Linked DNA regions of Homo sapiens: region 2 is linked to region 1. Evidence: chromatin loops called from intact Hi-C (ENCODE). Cell type or tissue: OCI-LY7. All regions are shown on one strand.

The links. Hi-C counts contacts between places; a loop is a spot of excess contacts. Peaks named below come from ENCODE experiments on the same cell type or tissue, not always from the same donor. Only the 100,000 strongest peaks of a DNase experiment are listed, where the experiment ranks them.
Region 2: it touches region 1 in a loop (3.0-fold over the local background); 1 of 110 quality-filtered maps calls a loop at or near these places.

The regions. Positions count from the first base shown.
Region 1 is chr14:36,312,834-36,315,333 of GRCh38, forward strand. It overlaps MBIP (MAP3K12 binding inhibitory protein 1), which reads right to left. Exons shown (of 9, transcript NM_016586.3): 3 at 1,858-2,082; 4 at 1,679-1,775. Among named protein-coding and RNA genes, the nearest start is that of MBIP, 6.6 kb to the right of the region's middle. In OCI-LY7, a CTCF peak has its summit at 1,263 (motif pointing left); no DNase peak of the experiment used is centred here.
Region 2 is chr14:35,854,994-35,857,493 of GRCh38, forward strand. All of the region lies in intron 4 of BRMS1L (BRMS1 like transcriptional repressor), which reads left to right. Among named protein-coding and RNA genes, the nearest start is that of BRMS1L, 30 kb to the left of the region's middle. In OCI-LY7, CTCF peaks have their summits at 1,380 (motif pointing right) and 1,579; a DNase peak (open chromatin) is centred at 1,318; H3K4me3 peaks cover 1,984 bases; H3K27ac peaks cover 2,123 bases.

The sequences.
Region 1 (2,500 bases):
GGCCACACATTGGCAGTAAATCTCCTGTAAAATTCCCCTGAATATTTTGTAAAAAATGGCTGGTAAATGAGATTCTTTAAAAAAAATTATTTTTTCCCCCCTATGAAATTTGATTTTTAAAAATTCCACTGCTTATAGTTAGGTTAAATTTGTAGGTATTAAAAGGAACACACTAACATATTAAAATACATTTGTATTTTTTTCAGTTGAACTTTCCTTAGTAGTTCTGTTGATAAATCAAATAGTATGCATAAAATTCCAAATCCACTTAGCTTTTATATCTAGAGACTAAATAGACATCTTTCCTCCTTTTTTTTTTTTTTGGAGGCACCTCAAAATATGCTTAAAGGGCCATCCTTTCTCCATTCTCTTCCTACCATTTCATGGGGCTAAGGGTTAAAAAAAGAAGCTATCATCCATTCCAGAACTATATTCCAAACATATAGATTAACTGACCATCAGTGAGAAATTCAGCATGGTGTGAGTGTATGACTGCTAGTCACTCTCCACAGCAATTCTTGCTAGCACTGTTTTGAGCCAGCAAAGAATTGAATGGGCCAAGGAATCCTGCTGAGCATTTCAATTCTCGTCAATTTCTATCCCCTGGTGGTTTATAATAATAGAGTTAGCAGGGAGAACAGAGGAATAACATTAGTGACACATGTGCTTGCTCTCTCAACAAACCCTTTCTCATAGTCGCTTGTAGTTGGTTGTAGTACCTGAGATTTTGCCATTGTTGCACCTGTTCTGAAAAGCTAACAGGAAAATATACCAAATTTAGAGATGCACATGTGTAATGTTAATAGTAGCACACAGCTAAATTCAGGACCCAATACCAGCCTATATTATTTCATTAAGAGAATCAGTGTACCAATGTGATATGAGTCATTTCTAGGTTCATCTGACAATTCTATGTTCATAATAATTAGCCATGAGATATTAGAGGCAACAAGAAACATGTTCATTCCAATTATGAACTCTTCTCCATAATTTTTCCTAAGAACTACTTGTTCTGATTATTACTATGGTGCCTGAGTATAATCTATGGCACTGCATTGCAATATTTTGTATTCTGCAGCATACTTGCAGATTTGTAAATGTACTATAGCATCAAGTAGAGAGGTAAAGGTGAATCAGATGAAAAACAGCAAATGTATGCACTATGGCAGAAAGGAAAAAAGCAAGACACCATGGTCTTCATGATAAATTGGTTGTATCGTGACACAGGACATTTCAAACAGCTCAGGAGTAGTGAGAAAACTGCTCCCTCTGGAGGAATATTAACTTTACTAAGTTCACTTACGTATTAACATCATGATTTCACAGTACATGTATAGGTTTGAAATTCATAGAGCTCAGTTCCTTTTACTAGTGAGATAGATCAACCTTCTCACTCGTACCTCACCTTCATTTCCTAAAGGAACTTTAAAATAATCTTCACCTGTGATAAACACTTTTTAATGTTAGCATTTACTTTGTGTAACCAAAATGAAAACCAGTTTGCAATATAGTCTATTATTAAGCAGAAGGAAACTCTACTGTCTTAATTACTAACTAAATCCATGAAATAAATTGAATTGTGTTCTAAAAGCTATTCATTTAAAAAATAAATAAAAGATTAGAGCAACTATAAAAATTGTGCTTAAAACCCTATGAAAATTAATTTCCAGGTAGTTACCTTGATTACAATCAATAACATTGCAAAATTCCCTGACGTTGTTTTCATTGATTTCAGCTTGCTTTCTTTCAATAAATGCAGATATTCGTCTGTCAATCTACAAACAACAAGTTTTAACAGTGTAAACATAAGATTTTTTAAAATAATACCCTCTCGCCCCCGCCAAAAAACCTTCTTACTTCTGCTTTTCCAGCCTTTATCTGAACTACTTCTGGATCAAAATGGATCTGTGTCTTTTTCACATCTCTTAAATCACTTTCTTTGTGCTTTTCTTCCTCTTGTAGGTCGCCAATGGAAAATTTGTCATTTACTTCATTTTTGTTCCCCATTTCTGTTCTTCCTATCTCTTCAACAGCAGTTGTATTCTCCTCTTTAATCGGAGACTGAAGTTTTGCTAAAAAAGGCTGAGAACAACACAATTCCATCTGCTGAGGTTCAATCTGACCAAAATTAATTACACACTTAATATATTTACATAAATTTCTGCTAAGTAAATGAAATACTTAATATCAGTTAATAAATATAAAAAGTTGGTATACCAGGACACATAGATCTGACCACATATAAGTACTCACTATTCTCTGCTATTGTAACCATTATCATTTGCTATAAATTTGTTTTTTAAAAAAGGAGAGAGGAAAAAAGAAAAGAAAAAAGAAAAGAAAACCTAAGGAAATTTAAAATTTTCTTTGAGAGAATCATTCTGTCACTCATCTTTTATTTTGTGCCAAATCAAAGCCTTCAGCCTCTGGCACCAATGCCACTTAATTAACATGTCATTCAAATGCCTCCTCAGAACACTAAGGCTTAGTATTTTTCCTC
Region 2 (2,500 bases), 460 kb before region 1:
CAGAGACAGACATATTTCCCTCAGGTGGATCTTTTTGGTTTACTTTTACATTGTAGTCCTTCGGGGCTTTGTGCAGAGATCCCAGTTCCAGTTCCCTATTCTGCTTAGACCCAGGACCTTTCTCTGTTTCCCAGATAGCCCTGAAAAGCATGCCTCTAGGTTATTGATACCAGCAGATTCCTTTAAGGAAGCCACAGCTTCATCAGGTTAACATGCTGGTTTCTAGCTCCTTGTTGATTTTGGGTCCTTGGGGATATCCCTTATTTTCTTATTTTTTTGTAGAGATGGGGGTCTTGCTATGTTGCCCAGGCTGGTCTTGAATTCCTGTTCTTCAACAATTCTCCCACCTCAGCGTCCCAAAGCATTAGGATTACAGGTGTGAGCCATGTGTCAAGCCACAACTTTATTTTCTTAGAGTTTAAGAATATCTTTAAAAGGGTGTTTGTGGCGTTTTATCCAGGAAATCTATCTAGGTGTGTTGGGTATCTAGTCCACTGTATTGTAAGAAGCAGAAGTCAACAAGTAGTATTTTTATTTAAACACATTGGTCTTCTTCTCTTCTATCATTTTTCAGCTTTGAAAGCCATAGAGATGCTAAATATTAACCGAAATTTCTTCTATTAATAGTTTAGTTGTGGCCTGACATTTTTATGTCTAACATGTTAATCTGACATTTTTATGTTTAACATGTTAATCTGTTTTAAATCATCTATTATATAATTAATCTGAAGATACCAGTAGTTCAAAGACATTCTAGATAGAGGAAATGAAGCAGGGTGAAAGCTAACCTATCTTTAAAATGCTATATATTTTGTATTTACTCTGTCATTGTAATCCTTTCAACAACATTATGGAATAGGAATTATCTTGATTTTATGAGTGGGTTAACTGAGGCTAATAGATGTTGAGTAATTTGCTCAGGGTCACACAATTAATGAGCAGCAGAACCAGGATTGAAATCCTTTGATCTTTCTACCCATTCATGCAGTTTACCATTTAATCTGAATGTCATTATTCAGGGCTTTTTATCTGCTTATTCTTTTGTTCTTACGTTAGACTCATATGGAAATAATTCTGCAAGGCAAGGGAAGCGGAAAGAAGGAAGATACCCTGCCAATTGTCAGAATAAAAGTTTGTTTAGCAGCAGATAGAGAGGAGGGGCAGGACCAGAGACTGGACATGTTCACACAGGCATGCATACAGAAAGTGTCCCCAAAACCACAGGGGCAAGAGGCAGCAGATGGTTTGTATCAAATTAAGGAAGGAAATCACATGTATAGAATATGACAATGTGCCAGACACTAAGACAGGTGGAGATGCTTTATTTAGGTTATCTCAGTTAAGCCTCACCACAGGGCTTGAGATATGACTATTAAGATCTGACGGCAGGTGGTAGCAAGGTCTCAGAATCCTTCAGTGTTCATGTTAGGATTCAGGTTCTCGAGAAAATTGCTGAAAACTATTCGGGGTTCTGATCTTTTCGTTGTTTATTCACTTAATTTTTTTCTGATTATGACATTAGTAAATGTCTGTCGAGAAATAAGTCTAAAGAAAGATAAAATCAACTATAATCTTCCAACCAGAGGTAATCACTGTTAATAAGTATGTACATTTTTTTGGGGGGGGGTTTGTTTTTGAGACAGAGTCTTGTTCTGTCACCCCGGGTGGAGTGTAGTGGCGCGATCTTAGCTCACTGCAAACTCTGCCTCCCAGGCTTAAGCTATTCTTGTGCCTCAACGTCCTGAGTAGCTGGGATTACAGCAGGCATCTGCCACCACACTGGCTAATTTTTTGTATATTTAGTAGATACAGGGTTTGCCATGTTGCCCAGGCTGGTCTCAAACTCCTGGCCTCAAGTGATCCTACCGCCCCAGCCTGGCCTATTTTTTAAAAAACTAGCTAGTATGATTTTGAATCTACTATTTTCATATCCTAACTTATTTTCTCTTTTAAAAAATTTGTTGTGGCCGGGCACGGTGGCTTATGCCTGTAATCCCAGCACTTTGGGAGGCCAAGGCGGGCAGATCACTTGAGGTCAGGAGTTTGTGACCAGCCTGGCCAATATGATGAAACCCCGTCTGTACCAAAAATAGAAAAATTAGCTGGGCGTGGTCACACTTGCCTGTAATCCCAGCTACTTGGGAGGCTGAGGCAGGAGAATTGCTTGAACCTGGGAGACGGAGGTTGCAGTGAGATGAGATCATGCCACTGCACTCCAGCCTGGGCGACAGAGCAAGACTCCGTCTCAAAAAAAAAAATATATATATATATGTATATATACATATATATGTGTGTGTGTGTGTGTGTGTATATATATATATGTTTGTTGTTAGTAGGTAATGTGTGTATATATTTTTGAAGGCATAGCCTTATAATTTATAATGAAAAACAGCAGTCTTCTGTCCTATTTTTAAATTCTGTATCCCAGTGGCAATTATATTTCTAACTTGTGTATCAGTTGCTTCTGGAATTTACCCTCATATTCCTTTCTTAAAAAAAA